Linked DNA regions of Mus musculus: region 1 is linked to region 2. A link is a loop called in an ENCODE intact Hi-C map of the cell type or tissue named here. Cell type or tissue: left cerebral cortex. All regions are shown on one strand. Each heading gives the region's core, and the rest is flanking DNA. Links, peaks and the distances in the headings are about the cores only. Region 1 holds the start of Gm40841 (a long non-coding RNA gene). Region 2 overlaps 2610307P16Rik (RIKEN cDNA 2610307P16 gene).

The links. A loop is a pair of places that touch in the nucleus more often than their neighbours do. Peaks named below come from ENCODE experiments on the same cell type or tissue, not always from the same donor. Only the 100,000 strongest peaks of a DNase experiment are listed, where the experiment ranks them.
Region 1: a loop joins it to region 2, with 2.2 times the contacts of the local background. A loop is called at or near these places in 2 of 42 quality-filtered maps.

What each region holds. Positions count from the first base shown.
Region 1 is chr13:28,415,310-28,423,644 of GRCm38, forward strand. Gm40841 (a long non-coding RNA gene) reads right to left here and starts at 6,190. Exons shown (of 3, transcript XR_003950511.1): 1 at 3,776-6,190. In left cerebral cortex, for the core only: a CTCF peak has its summit at 4,932; DNase peaks (open chromatin) are centred at 1,018, 1,734, 2,329, 2,959 and 4 more places; H3K4me3 peaks cover 4,829 bases; H3K27ac peaks cover 4,808 bases.
Region 2 is chr13:28,539,541-28,547,875 of GRCm38, forward strand. All of the region lies in intron 7 of 2610307P16Rik (RIKEN cDNA 2610307P16 gene), which reads right to left. Among named protein-coding and RNA genes, the nearest start is that of Gm40841, 120 kb to the left of the region's middle. In left cerebral cortex, for the core only: a CTCF peak has its summit at 4,497; DNase peaks (open chromatin) are centred at 4,620, 5,078 and 5,896; H3K4me3 peaks cover 297 bases; H3K27ac peaks cover 282 bases.

The DNA of each region.
Region 1 (8,335 bases), core at 170-8,169, 120 kb before region 2:
ATGATCTATTAAAAAATCCTCTTCTTGTAAAGAGCTATTAAAACTGCAGACACTTGGGAATGCTGGGGAGGGAAAGTGGGTCATGTTGCAAAATTGATTATGTGAGCTCTCTCTACTCAGTGCCCATGTCAGCAACATGGAAAAGCAGTCTCCAGACTGGATTCTACAGCCACACTTTCTTCTGCAGAGAAAAAAAAATGCAAAGCAAAACAAAACAAAACAAACAAACAAAAGAGTGCTTTTTGTACACTGGGAAACAAAATGGGTGGGGTGGGAGCAGTTCAATTCTATCCCTGAACACAAACACCAAACTGGACTTTTCAAAAGACAAACATAGCCCAGAAAAAAATACTTTTGTAATAAAAAAATGGTGTGTGTGTGTGTGTGTGTGTATACATATATATATATATATATTCTAAATCTGGAATCTTGTCTATCTTACTATCTTATTTTAAACAAGCCAGCAATTGCAAGCTTCAATCTGTTTGGATAGAAAAGAATTTATGTAAATGTTTTGTTCAAGCCCAAAAGGGAAAGGGGTGTATAAAATATACAGTGTATAAAAGATGCATGCCCAACTCCAAAACAGCTTGATACACAGGGGACCAAAAAAACCCATCTGCCCTTCTGCTAGGTACGCCCAGCAGTCCTGAAGCTTAAATATCATGCCATTTGCAACATGGTTTCAATGACCCCAGCAATAAGAGATTAACCAAAATTTCATAACTGCTCTGTTCTCCTGCCCTCCTGGCTCTTGGGGATGAAGGGCAGAAGGAAGAGAAGGAGAAGGTCAAAGAACTAATAGAAACAAACAAACAAAAAGAAGTCTCTATTTTTTGCACTCTTTCTTGGCACTTGAGAAAGAAAAAAAAAAAAACTGAGGCAGATCAATCTGTACAATGCTAAACCAAATCTCTTTAATTCCAGTCAGCTTTTATCATTCAGTCGCTGAGTCTCTGTGTGGAAAAATTCATGCTAATTCCCCCTAGCAACAGCTTCAGCCTATCAGGAGACTTTATGTACCGTGCAGCTGCCTGCCAGAATAACTCTAAGTAGGTCAGGCCTGTATTTCTAAAAATGCTACGGTCTAGTAACCCCACTGTCCCGTCTGTCTGCCCTGCCCCATAATAACCTCAATTGCTTGGTGACACAATGACATACTATCCTGTTAGAGTGCAATCACATCATGCTACATTATTCTGCAGGAGCATGGCTGGGTGAAGGACCCTCCGAGGGGCAGCATTAATCAGACAGCCATTCATGTCCACCAGCGTTTCTCTCTAGAAATGGGGACTGCATTAATGACCAGCTGTTTGAACTAACACAAACAAAATAATGTCTTCCACCCTGTTGGGTGCACAGAATACAGCATTCTGATCTGGCAGGTTCCACCTCTTGACTAAATCGAAGATGTAAATTAACTGGGCTCAGACAACATAGGCTTTGGCAATCTTAAAGTGAGTATATTTAAATTATATTACATGTGATTCAAAAAGCTATTGATTTCATATACACGTCTCTCCTTGCCTACAATTTTCCTTAATCCACGTTTTTAAAAGGAAAAGTGCATACACGGGTAACATAATACATATGTGCATATTGTCCAGGGACTCAACTGCAGGGGCTGAACTAAAATTGACTTCGCTTCGGGCAGAGAAACAAAGCTGGTCAGTAGTAATTGTGCAGCATGAACACAAATACAAATACTAAATGCACGCTGCGAAGGAGCACTGAAAACAAATAAGAGTAAACACGCTGAGCCTGCTAGCCAATCAGCTCCTCCCACCAGCTCCTCCTGGAGGCTCCAGAGAACGCCCCACACCTCCAAATAACAGAGACAGGGGATGGAAGGGAAAGGTGCCCTTCAACATCATATAGTGGTATGTCGCTTCCTCACAGGGTTACCAACAAGATAATTGCAAAAAAAGAGCTTCTTCAGCGTATAAATTAAGAATACCAAAACAACTCAGAACCTGCAGTCAGGTTTTAATTCTATAGTAGGGATTTTAGAATCTAATGGGGACATATGTCCTTGGGTGTACTTTTAACTTTCTCCCATTGGCATACAAAAGCGAATGGGTATATACGGAGACAGGACCCCAGCAGTGCAGTACCGGGCTGTTTGGGACGGTATTTTACAGGGACGGAGCTTGCATGCTCAGTCTGCATGCTTATGGGTCCCCTGTTTGATCTAACAAACACCCTCCTATACGCTGAGCATTTCCTGCCAGAAGTTAGGCAGAATCCAGCCAGTGAGATGTGCACTTCAGCCCTGCTTAATTTTCAAACAGAAAATGCCTTCATGTGTCTGCCCTCATTTGAACTGTGCTTGATAACTTAGTTATGACTGTCTTCTGCACTCTGTGGCACACAGCACACAGTTATTCTTGGAGAGATACAGTCTCTGACGCAACCATGAACCGCTAATTACAAGCTGCTGACATTCTGCTCGTCTCTGCAGCTTTGAAGTTCTGCTTTGTCTCATGGCTGTTCCACTGTGCTCCCACCCCTTACCCTCTCCTTTCTCTCTTTCACTTCATAGCCTTTCTGAATGCTCCTCTAGCACAACCTGGAGAAGGAGAAGGGATTATCAGACTTGCTTGCGTTTCTTTCCTCTCCCCACCACATCCTGACACACTCTCTCTCTCTCTCTCTCTCTCTCTCTCTCTCTCTCTCTCTCCCCACATAGATCTACAGTTTGGAAGTACAGTAATAAGATCCTGTCTCCACCCCACCCTCAGGAATGCACCAACAGCTGGCCAAACATAATCCAGCACACAGAGCCGCTTTGTAGAATTTCTAACAAACAGTGGGAGGACAGGCCAGACAGGCGTCCCAGAGGAGCCCCCATGACAACTGGGAAAGCTGCTTGCTCCCGGCTCAGAGCTCAGTTCACCCAGCTCACCCTTATCTATCTACAAGCTTCTAGTACCAGCCAAGCCCCGACAGAGGCAATGAGAGGCCACCCTCCTCCTTCCTACAGCCTCAAGCAGGCTGCAAGCTTTCTTCACACTGACATCAGCCGTGCCCTGCCTCATGCCACACACCCCTGCAAGCTCGACAGCCACAAACCCCAGTGCCAGGATCAGCAGCAGCACCTGTGGTCACCATCTATAGCTGGGTGCCAGGAGGACCCTCCCTTTTCCTTAAAGAATTTCCTTTATTAAGCATAGCTGATCCTAGCATTTGAAAGCATGTAAATCTAACACTGTATCCATCTCCACTGAATGCTTAGCTTCTGAAGCCTGTGGTATCCAGCTGGCCTCAGAGTCATCTGGGATACATTTATTTTGATTAAATTGATCGCATTTCTATTTAAGGGACAGAATTTTTCTGCCATACTGAATACAGCTGTGTTTACAGGGCTCTGTAGGAGAAGAAAACAAAACCGTACAGTGAGCCTTAGCCCAACGCTGAGCACTTAGAACTTCAAGGAGTTAAAACTGAAGGGGTTTGCTATGCCGTTAAAAAGAAAAGTCTATATGCAGCTGCTCTGGCCGAGCTTTCTGGCTAGCCAGGAAATAGGTCTTGAGCAGGAGCTGAAAACACTGGCTTGTAATCAAACCCAACCCAGCAAAGAGTCTCTCTCTTTCTCTCTCTCTCTCTCTCTCTCTCTCTCTCTCTCATATCTCTCTCTGTGTGTGTATGTGTTACACAGTCTCTTCCATGTCTCTACACGCATGCACATGCACTTAAATCCATGCTGCAAGGCTGCTATTTTTCTCTGGGGACACTGTACAGTCACCCAGCCCATCAGTTTCTTCCTTGACAGTACCAGGGACATCCACACTGCAATTTACAGTTCCTCCATGCACGTGCTGGCAGATCCACTATGCCATCCTTCCTTAGATTAAGACTGCGGAGCTGGCAGCAGACAATCTTACGACAGTCAGCATCTCTTCTTTTCCCCTTCCATTTCTCCAGCTCTGCCCTGCCAAGCAGACACAGCAAGTACCTGCTTCATCCATCTTCAGTTCCACTCTCTGAAAAAATGCCACCACATCCAGACCTGGGTTGTCCCCCTCAGACAATCCCAGCGAGCAGCCGGGGTTAGGTGCGTGAGGCAGGGGCGGTGGCTGCCCTCGCCCTGTATGCATATCATCGGTGGGCACTGATGTATAGTATTCCTAAATTCCCTTTCCAAGTCCTTCGCATGCCTTCGCATCCCACCCCAGTCTTCTGCAACTTCACCCTGTCTTCCAAGACCCCATCGGCTGTGAGAGACCCTGGCCAGAGACTGAAATAGGTCCTTCTTCCGCAGAGTGCAGACAGGAGATTCTGGGATCCTAGTTGTACGATGGGCCATCTCAGGCAGGAATCAGCCGGAACCATGCAGGTGAGCCAGACGAAGCTTGATGTGCCCACAGTGGTGCAGCCCGGGAGCGGTGAAGAAGACAGTCTGGCTTCAGAGTTTCGAGAAAAGAAAAAGAAAAAGAAAAAAATCAAAAAGAAAGAAAGAAAACAGCGCAGCTCGGCGCCTGTGGGGGTGGAAAAAATACAGACACAACCAGAAAAAAAAAAAACAATAGTTAAAATCAAATTTCAAAACAAAAATAGGAAATACAGAGATCAGCATACTTGATGCGACTTTTATTTCTGACGTTTTCTTGGTTTATTGGCCTCCCCACCCCCCTCCAAAAACTCCCCAGTCCCTGAACGCCCGTCTGTCCACGAGTGCCGAGTCTCAAATGCGATTGCTCCACAGTGCCGCAGACCTACATCACATGAGGAAGCACATGACGAGCCGGAGTCGGCTGCTGCTGTGGTCAACTGTTCTGCCGAGGCAGAAGGGGGGTAGGAGGCAGTGCCCCTCTCACGCTGCCAGGAAGAAATTTCCTTAAAAGAACAATGGGAGGGCAGCATCTCAGAAGAAATGCTTGAGCAATATGGACTTTTGCACACTGATGAAGAGGCACTGTGGGTCCTTGAAGACAAGCGGAGGATGCTGTACCGCAGACACAAGCTGGATGGCAGCAATATTATTTCTTGTGTGTACTCGTCAAAGCTGATTCCGTTGAAGTGGATTCCTGAAAAGCACATACCATGTCTTCCGAGCATGATCAGGCTTGGAAAACCAATTCTATTATCTCTCCTTGCAATCTGTATCTGAACCTGCATTGTGAATAATTTATTTTTAGACTAATAAGAGGCTTGCCAAGACGGCACCCTTTCTATGGCAAGCGATGCATGCAGTATTCACCCAAGAGGGAAAACCTTGTCCCTTTGTAGGGAGAAAAGAGGAGACAGGTTTTGTTGTTTTTTAAAAAAAAAAATCATCATAAATCAATTGTGACTTCTTATTTAAAGGTATATACAGCAGTAAGATTCTCCCCCCAAAAGTCATCACTGGAAACAAGGGAAATGTTTGTTTCTTTGAATTAACAGGTCTCTGGTTTGTACATTGGCATCTCACACTGACACCTCACGCTGGCAAATAGGGGTGATGTTTTTCTAACACTGGCCAAAGCCCTTAAGCCACTTAGATATTTTTACTTTGCAACAAAATGACAACCAACAACTGCTTCCCAGAATACCCCTCTGTGGAAGGTGCTGAGTGGCTACTGCTGGTTTAGTACAGACCACACACTGGAGAGTGATGACCTTGGCGTCCACAGGTTCTGTCAAATCCCAAAATAAGCATATAACCTATTTGGGCACTCTCGAAATGTAGAAGTAAACTATTTTAGAAAAAAATACAGATGATCATCCTAGCTGATCAAATTCAGAGAACTTTTCGTGAATAGGTGAAGAGATGACTTCCTATGTCATTTGACTGTGGTTAACAATGCAAGAGCCTGGGTGACACACAGGAGCCTTTCTCTGCATTTGTGTATAAAAGGCTACCTAGACCTGGGTAGTATGTGGAATGCAACGGGCATGTTCTCAAGGTGTAGCAATTGCAGGTCTTCTTTTCCTCCAAAGACAACTTTCTACCAATCTAATCCCTGCAGAGTCATTCCAGGAAGACTCGGCAGCCCTGTTTTCCTCTCCGCCTCTCTCCCTACAATCTTTCTTTACAAGTGGCCCTTGAATTTCAGATTCCTCTCCATTCCATGAGAGTCAGACTTTTTATCTGTGTCTGATTGCAAACCACTGCCACTAAACCGCTGTGTCTGCACCATACAAAACCACTGTCTATATGCTCAGGACAGTTCTTTGCCCATCACCGAGGCTAGCTCCTGATTTCTTCATATTCATGTGTTACCAATCAATGGTACTTTCAGCTTGTGTAACTATTTAAACAAGCTGGTCTACTTTGTATAGATCCTTCATTGAGTAACAACAACAAAGTCTTGCTTTGTTAATTACTACAGAACAATGGCATAGGAGGTTCTCCCTGGCCTCAGGAAACCTATCTACCGGGCCTGCACCTCATTTTCTGTTGGCACTAAGCTTGTATCACCTTCAGTGCAACTATTCCTGAGTTTTATTCCGCATAAAAATAGTAAATGGGTCTAAATTTGCCTGATAGCTGTGGGTCAGAGAAGAAATGCTACGGAAAAGTTCCAAGACAGAAACAGCTTCTACGTAAATACCTGGAAAGGTGCCTCGGGGTCCCAATTTGCAGTGAAATCTAAAATGGCCAGCAAGAGGCTGGGGTGGATGGTTAAGTTTCAACAGTAGCAATGCCGGTCACTGAAAATGAGCACTCGTTATGCCGAGAGTCTATAGGAAGCACTGAAGATCTATTGCATCACTTAGCAATCCTATGAGCAAAGCACTTTTAAGATAAACTATTTGAATGAAAGAGAAAGGGAAGCAGGTGCAAAGGAAGGACAGACGTGGTTTCAGCAAGCTAGTTTAGAGAAGCGCACCTAGACCAAGGAGAGCCCACTCTAAAGCATCTCCCTCCTCCCCCCCCCCTTTAACGCTAAAGAATAGCAGCCCGCCTGTAAGATAGCGAATCTGGGAGCTAAGACCAAGGTGATTGATGGAAAGGGTGGGGGTCAGAGCTACGGAGAGCAGGATATCACCTTTTCTGTGATGTCCCTACACTGCATGTGGGTGACACTGCTCATTGCACTGAGAACTTACAAAAGCACGGTTTGGGAGGTTGACGGTGCTTACATCTACGTGTGTTTTAATTTCTGGAAGCAGTCTTTGTCTGGGAGGCACGGAAATGGCTCCTGGACTCTGCTAGTGCTGGGGAAGGAGATGAGATGCATTCTAGGGCCTGTGTGAGGAAAGAGCTGTGACTACTAAGGACAGTCAAGTTGGCTGCTGGCTAGACAGATGCTTGGTACAGTTGTCCTTTCCTTTAGGTTTTATTTATTCTTTTATATCTTGAGGAGAGATTTTTGTGGAGCCCTGGCTGGCTTAGTACTCCCTATGTAATCCAGGCTGGATTCAAGCTCCCAGCCCTCCTGCATCAGTATCCCAAGCTGAAACTATAGATGTGTACCAAAAGTCAAGCTCTAGATATACATTTCAAGATAATGAACTTGACACAAGCTATCATACTGTAGGATGAGGGGACCTCAACTGAGAAAATGCCCCAATCAGACTGGCCTGTAGACGATTATTGGTGCATTTTCCTAATTACCAGTTGATGTGGAAGGGCACCTTATTGTGGATGGTGCCATCTGGGCAGATGGTTCTGAGTTGTGTGAGAAAGTAGTAGACTGAATAACTCACAAGGAGCAAACCAATAAACAGTATTCCTCCCTGGTATCTGGTCTGCTTCAGTTCCTTCCAGGTTCACGCCTTGAGTTCTTGACCTGATATGGAACTGTAAGCTTAAATAAATCCATTTCTCCCCAAATTGCATATAGTCATGGTACTTTTTTCATTGTTAATTATTTTATTTTATTACATCCCAAATGCTGCCTCCCCTACCTTGTAGAGTTCTTCCCCCCACCCTCCTCCCCTTAGCCTCTGAGAGGTACCTCCTAGGTATCCTCCCACCTGGGGCATCAAGTCTCTACAGGATTAGGTGCATCCTGTCCCACTGAGGCCAGACTAGGCAGCCCTCTGCTACATATGTGCTGGGGGCCTCAGACCAGGCCCTGTATGCTCTTTGGTTGGTGGCTTAGTCTCTGGGACCGCTCAAGGGTCATGATGTTTTATCACAGCAGTAAAAAAAAAAAAAAAAAAAAAAAAAAGTAATGCCACTACATGGATCCCATGGATCCGCATGCATTTCATATTTCATTGATATCTAAGTTGCTTTGCTGGGTTGGTTTTCATCATCATATTAAAACCACAGAAACAGACTCTATGCTGTCTTTCACTCCACCTCTGGCCTAGTTTCTCAGGGCTAACTGCTTAGCCTATAACTGCTTAACTCAGCCACTTATTTCTACCTAGGCTGATATTGCTGTGTCCTGCTTGGCTA
Region 2 (8,335 bases), core at 294-8,293:
CCTTCTAACCACAACAAGCCTGGTGCACATAATGAAGTCACAGAGCCTGAGGCAGCGTGCACAGGGAGTGCAGGGGTCTGCAACAGAGGGTTTCTTCAATTGGAAGAAAAGTGGACATAATGCCCCATCTGTAAGCCAGAAGCATTTCCAAGAGACAACTACTTGGAAATGAAAATTTAGCTTTCTTCAAGGTAGTCTTATTGGAGAAACAAGCTACTCTGATGCAGGCTGTATGCCCAGCAGTAGACGACCAACAGAACATGAGCTCAGAGGCCATCATTGGAGGATCCTTGTCTCATAATATTGTGCCAGGGCTTTGGGTTTTGGTAACTTCATTATTTTATGTTATTTTTTAGTCTCATGTATATATTTATTTGTCTTTACCTTTAAAGTGCTTTGTATATATATTATGGCTTTCAGTTAAATATTTTTGATATGATTCCTGAGTGTGCAAACTAGTGGGTCTCTGCATCTATATTTGTTTCATGTGCCTTTTCTTGGGCTCTTTCCTTTGGTTGTTTTATCGAATTTTGATGTCTTAGTTCTTACTTTATCTTACTATTACCCTTTCGAAGCCTGCTTGGGTTATAATGAGAGACAAGGGGTGGATCCAGATTGGAGGAGAGGTGGGGAGGAACTGGGAGGAGTAGAGGGAGGGAAAACCATAAACAGGTTATATGACATGAAGAAGAAAAAAAAAGCCATTTTTAATAAAGGAGGGGGAAAAAGACTTCCAAATTGGGAAGAAGAAGAAGTGTATCAGGATCTTATATATAGATAATAAACATCACACAAGTCATGAACTGTTAGAGTTAAAACAAATTCAATAAAGTGTATGTAAAAACCATTTCTATATTTCTCTACAGAAACAGTGATCACTAACAAAAGGAAATTATGAAAATGATGCCATTTATAGAAGCTTAAAAGTAATGAAATACTTAGTAATTGATTGTTAAGCTGAAGATTTGTATACATTGACCAAAGAAATTAAAAACATAAGTGGAATTTTATTCCATGTTCATGGATTTGGAATGATTAATCATGCTGAGACATCAATTGTATACATGACATTATATGGATTTGACAAAATCTAGGCCAAAACCCAAGTGAAAATTTTTGCAGAAATACAGAACCACCTTAGTGTTCACGTGCAATTATAAAAAACCAGGGAAGAACCAAGGCGATCTTGAGAAGGAAGAAAGCTTTTAGATCCTTCTAATTTGAGCTGGTGAGATGGCTCAGAAGGTAGACTGCTTACTATCTCACCATGAGGACTAGAGCTCATATGTGGTGGTCTGAATAAGAATGGTCCACATGGGCTCATACATTTGAATGCTTAGGGAGAGGCAGTGTTGATAGGATTAGGAGGTATGGCTTTGTTGGAGAAAGTGTGTCACTAGAGGTAGGCTTTGAGGTTTCAAAAGCCCATACCAGCCCAGTGGCTGTCTCTTCCTGATACCTTTGGATCCATATGTAGAACTTCAACACCGGGTCTGCCCACATGACCCCATGATTCCTGCCATGATAATAATGGTAGACCTCTGAACCATGAGGCAGTCCCAATTATTTGCTTTCTTTTATAACAGTTGCTATGGTCATGGAATCTTGTCTCAGCAATAGAAGACTGATTAAGATATGGTGGTGGTTTGTAAATGCCCAAGGATTGGCACTATTAAGAAGTGTTGTCTTGTTGGAATAGGTGTGTCCCTGTGTGTCACTGTGGGTGTGGGCTTTAACAGCTTCATCCTAGCTGTCTGGAAAGCAGTTTTCTGCAAGATGCCTTTGAATAAGCGGTGTATCTCTCAGTTCCTCCAGCCCCATATATGCCTGGGCACTGCCATGTTCCTGCCTTGATGATAATGGACTGAACCTCTGAACCTGTAAGCCAGCCCCAATTAAATGTAATCCTTAAAAGAGTTGACTTGGTTGTGGTTTCTGTACACAGCAGGAAAACCCTAACTAAGAGAGATAACACATAAAAATTGGGTGGGCATAGCAGAATGCCTATAACCCCAGCTGAAGTCAGAAACAGGTATCTGGAACAACCTGGCTGGCTAGAGTAGTTGATTGAGGATATATATCTTTGCTTTCCTTGTAACCAAATACCCAGGGAGACACAATTTAAGGGGAGAAGGGCTGGTCCTAGCTTATGGGAGATTATTCATTATGCTGGGAAAGACATGGAAGTAGCAAGGGGCTGAAGCGACCACCTTGCATACTCAGTCAGGAAGCAGAGGCTGAACAGGAAGTGTGGCTGGCTATAAAGCCTCAAGGCCTGCTCCTTGATACCTACTTCCTCCAGCAATGCTCTGCCTATACACAGTTTTACAATGTTCCAACCAGAGACACAAGCTGAGGACCAAGTGGCAAACCCCTGAATCGTTATGGCACATTTCACATTCATACCACTCCTTACGTATTTGGTCAAATGGTTGTTAACACAAATGATAATTCCCTTCAATGGAGAAAGGACCATTCTCAACAAATGATCTAAACTGGATATGAATATCCAAAAGAACCTTATACAACCTTTGTCTAATAGCATGGATGAAAATTAACTCAAAATGGATCACAAACTTAAACCTTTCAAGAAAAAGTCCAACCAAATCTTTATGATGTTGAACTTGGAAAGCATATTTTAGACATGACACCACAGGCACGAGTACTGGCAATAACAAATACAGACAAATTGCACTTCATGAAAGAAAATTTAAAACTTTCTTCATCAAAAGACAATTGTAACCATGTGGAATGGTAACCAAGGATAAAACAGAAACATTAACAAACAATGCATCTGATCAAGTATTAAAAGTTCAGATTATAGATTTATGACAGCTAAAATGCCACATGAGAGAACAACTTGAAAGAAAAAAGGATTTGCAATGATCCTTCTTTTATAAAACCACACAGGTAAGCACTCACACATATGCTTGTTGCTACTGCAGAGGACTCGGGTTCAGTTCTCAGCAGCCACACTGGGCTGCTCACATGTGTTTGTAATACCCACAGAAATAAAGCACCATCTTCTGGCCTCTGTGGGCTCCTGCACACTCACAGAAGGCACACATACACATATACATAATTCACACACACACATGCACACACGCACATAGAGTCAAAAGGGCTCATCATTCAACTTCTATAACTAATGTAGTTAATTTCAGAGACAAAGAGAAGAATGGTTGGCCTCGGGCCCTGGTGGTCAAGTGGGAATGGGAGTTAATGTTTAACAGTTTCTATCGTGAAAGAGATGCAGTTATGGGGAGGACAGGGACAATGCTTGGTTCCATGACAATGTTAAGTACTTAATGCCACTGAACATTTTAAAGAGCTTGCAGTGGCCAACGTTACGGGCCATATAAGTATAAGAGGAAGAGAAGAAAGAAAAGACTTCAAGGGAAGGAAGGGAGGTGGAAATACAGAGGAAAAAAAGAGGAAGGAGAAGGACGCCAGAAGGCAAAGTAGGACTAAGATGGTCGGGATCAGAATCCGTCCACGTTCTTCCACAACTTTGGAGAATGGGATGGAGAGCCACACCTGCTAGCATCAGGAGTGACAATTCGTCTTCTGAGAAGAGAAACCTTATTATGCATCATGAACCTACAATGAGATTCCTAAAACGGACCCAGTGGATATACAGAGACAAGAGAAAGTATATATGCACTCTACTTTTGAATATTTCTTCTCTCAGCCCACCATCCACCTACTAAGCTGCACATATCCCCACATAAGCAAAATCAGGAAAATGGCAATTATTTGGATGGTGAGAGTATTCCTTCAGGCAAATGCTGTTTCTGGAATAATCTAGCATAACAGGATTCATCCTGGATACAGAGCAGCACTACACTGACACTAAAGTTTATGATTACTGTCACAGCAATATTTTCCTACACACACTAATAAACCAAATTTAATAAAATAAAAGTAGTGTGCTCAAGGATATAGGGAAGTGATATTTGAAACCCAGGTCCGGCGTACTGCTGAAGCTAGAGGGTACTTTGTCAACAGAGGCTGACCAAAATGGAGGGGCATTAATCAATGAGAGGAAAGGGAAGTAAGTCAGCAGAGATGAACACACGCAGAGACCCCTGCTATGACTCTGCTGAGATACCCCATAAATCACACATGATACCTGAACCCCAGTGTGTGGCGACTGATGTCATGTCCTGTGAATGCCCTTTTTGATTCTCTTTAAAGTTGTCTTTAAAATCTAACCTTAGGAACAAAAAAATCAAGGACTGGGGATATGGTTGAGTAATTGAACATTTGCCTAGTATGTTCAATGCCCTGTGCTACCTAAACAAATAAGAATCAAAAGATTACGAATCAAAGCACAAAGAAGAAATTCTCACAGAGAAAGGCTCATGATCTGATTTTTTTATCATCTCTTTTTCTCTAAATCTATCAAATGAGTAACACAAGCAAAAACTAATAATCACCATCCCAGGAAAACTGGAAGCCTTCTTCAAACACAGTAACTTTCCTGAAAAAGAACATCCTACAGATGGCGTCTGCCTTCTAAAATATTATAGATGACACAAAGAAAAACCAGGCTCTGAGACGGATCATCAGATCGTTTGGTTCTTAATAGACAGCTGTGGCTAATGTGCGCCTCAGCCCACATTGCAATCCTGACGCACACACCCTGGCGCTGAGGTTATCAGGCAACTCAGTGAAATGGGACAGAAAACCCCCCAAGGAGCCAAAGCTCCGGAATCTGCTAGACTCATTTCCACGCTCACCCGGGAACCCAGAAAATCACTTTCAGATGCAACCCAGGACAGAGGCTGCCTGCAAGGAGAAGCTTCGATGTACACAGTCTTCCCCAGCAAACCCCCCCGCCCCTCCCCCCCCCCCCCCCCCCGTTTTGCCCTTCACAGCTACCAGTCTTTTTTTTTTTTTTTTTTCTGGAATTCACAAACTTCTTCACAGCAAAGCTTTCTTGCAAGGCTGCTGACTGCCCATCTCTTTCTATCCATTCAGTGCCTGGAAAACACAAGAAGGGGAGACAAAGGGCAAATGCCAGTCTGTGACCTCTGTCTGGATTTAGCGGAGCGTGATGTGTGAATCAGGTGTGTGGAATGGAGGTTTCCATGGCAACGAGACTGCCAGCCAGGCAAGGCTTCACATACTCTTTCTACCATGGTAATAAAAACAATGAGGCCACCTGAGGGACCTCAGCAAAGAGTGAGGCAGCCAAGTTCAGGGTTATCGAGTGACTGGGCGGACCTGGGTCTGCATGAGGTCTACCCACACCCTTAGCACTGGATTCTTTCCCATCAGTGCCTACTGAAGTCCACTCACCACCTTTTGCTGGAAGATGGCATGATCTCTCAGAGGAGTTTCTTGAAAGTGTTATGTAGAAAGGGCTAGGGGAAAGTGTGTAAGCAAAGATTCAGCTATGCCCGTCCACACATTGAGCTATTTTGACCCACTTTGATACTAGGTGCCTACTTGACAGAAGTATTTCCGCTTTCTGGAAGCTTCTTTGCCTTACCTTTGAGTGTGTGTTTGATTTGTACTCTCAGGCCACTAGGAAAGGATCCTGAGCTACATTTTGTGTTTCAGGAATTTAAAATTTTATACTAAATTTTGGTTGTGTAAACACTAGAATTATTCAAAACTTAAAGAAAAAAAAGCAGCTTGTTTTTAAGGCCCAAGAGTTGGATTAGCAGAAGGGAAAAGGGCATACAATTTTAATGAAATCAAAGCTTGCCTTGATTTGTGGGGATGCCCAGTCTATGTGGGGCCCAGGCTCTGAGATGGTTAACAGGTCAGCAGCAGGCGGGATCTGAAGGAAACTGGAAGACAGCAAATTACACTTCCTCTCCCCCCACTGTTTTTAGCTCTGCTCTTGAAGGGTTTCAATTCCTTCACAGCATCACTCCACAGGCTGAATAAAAGTTCCTCCTGCTACTTGGGTTACAGGTCCTGCTTCAGCAGACTGTGACAGGCCCTGCTGTGATCAGCCTGTCCTTTCCAATGCACCAATGGAATGTGTCTCACCACACCTGACTGGCACCCGGAGGCCACCCTCTGCCTTTCAGACAGCTCCTCGTGGTGCCCTAGGATATGCCCACCCCAGAGTCTGATTTACTGCACCAGCTACTCCTCTGTAGCTTCAGCCACTGCAGTTCACAGTGGCACTGCACATCCAGGCAAATTCAATGAATTTTGGTTGCTACAGAACCCCTTATCAGCATGAGATAAGCACAAATATTCCAGGTGATAGTGAACCATGCACAATATTGCACCCTGTGCAGTCATGCTTTTCCTATATGTGCTTGCCCACTGTGTGCACACACCATGCTCCTCCTAAATGTATATACCCACTGTGTGCACACACCATCCTGCTCCTATATGTATACACCCACTGTGTGCAAACATCATTCTGTTCCTATTTAGACATACCCACTCTATGCACATACCATTCTTTTCCTGTATGTACACTTCTACTCTGTGCACACATCATGCTATTCCTATCTGTACACACCCCTCTGTATACACACTATGATTTTCCTATCTGTACACACCCATTCGGTATATACACTATGCTTTTCCTATAAGTACACACACTCTGTGCACACACCAAGCTGTTCCTATATGTACATTCCTATGACAACATTTAACTTTGAGTTAGCATAGTAAGAGATTAACAATAATGGATAAATTAGAACAAATACATTTTATTTCAGAATATTACTTTTAGGAATGCCTGTCCCCCTCCTTTTCTTTGCTTCAGTTCCCCCCTCCTCCCATCTCAAAGGATCTTAATTCCTCACTGCACAACAACAATATTTTCAGACCATGGTTGACTACACCAGATGGAAAACTTGGAGTTTAAACTCCAAGTAAGTTTATTCTTTCTCTCACCTGGTCTCTTTACTTACAGTTTCCTACACATAGCATGTAACCATTCCTTAATATTTCAGCTAAGACATTGTTCCTTTTCAGGAAGCCTGTCTCTGAAATTTTTTACAGCTCCCTTGTCCTTCAAGAGTATCCAGCACTCTCTGGGTATGTCTGGGAGATTGTTTCCAGATGCTGAACAGAAGAGGACCTATCCTGATGTGGTCAGCACTGTGCCATTAGGTAGGGCCCCAGATCAAATAAAATGGGGGGGAAAAGAGGAAGCCAAAAGAATACTTGTCATTGCTACAGACCAGGATGCTCCACAGACTTGCCATTCCCACCCACCATATTGCATATTCCTCTAATTATGAATAAGAAAGTCTCTTCCTTTAACATGCCTTTTATCAACAATGGAAAAAGAAATTATATATCACCCAAGACAGAACTTCATGTTCTATCCTCTGACTCCTATCTAGCTGGAATAAGATGGTGCCTTGTCTACCTTTTCCTCAACTTGGGGACTAGCCTGCTGGAGCAGTCTGTGGGGATGTACCAAAAAGTAGGGAATGAAAGAATGAACACATGAGAATGAGCAGAGCCTTCTGCTGCCTCCTACTCAAGTAGTTTCAGGAGACTTACTCCAGCACCAAGAACCTGGGATCTCTGGTTTGAAATGGGTGGGGTACCTGCCCCGGGTCATTAAGAGACATCAAATGAGACTGTGGATGGAAAGTGCTCAGTGAAAATTTGTGACTCTCCACATTGGATACTTCCCAGTAGGAGGCTAAGAAAAGGATTCACCTATGGCTATATGGACAGCAGTAGTCACAGAATAACTTAGTCATAGGATGCACAGATGCTCTAGAAACAAATGGTGGGTTTCCACAAACAGCACAGACTGACTGTTCAGAGATAAATTAAGTTTGTTCTGGCCATTCTGGACCTAGAAATCGTTAGCTATTGCTTCTCATTCATGATCTCTAATAAGGGTGACTACAAAGTGACTATCTCAGTTAGAAAGGGCTTGGGTGTAGGAATGGTTCAGAGTGCCATTTTTCAGATTTTCCAGTATATGAAATCATAAAAGGGGGCGGATCACTGTGCCAACCTTAAAAGTTTGAGATTTTAGGACCTGTAGATTTCAAGCTGTGTAGATAAAGCATGGACTCTGGAAGTCTGGGAATGATGCTTTTGACTCTTCTCACTCTGACAGCTCGATATTCTGTCTTTGAGCACACACCTACTTGCTGCCATGCTCTGGGATCCATAACAGACCACACCTGTACATATAAAGCCAGTGTTAATCCCTTTTCTTCTGGCCTACTGTGTTCCTCTCATCACCCTACTATCACTTTCCTCTTTCCTTGTATGTGAGGTCCTCTATTCCTAAGTGCACAGAGGAACTTCCACAATTATCGGAGCCGAATCTGGAGGGTGAGAACAGGGGCAAGTCTGGGTTACAACATTGGATTTGGTACTAACG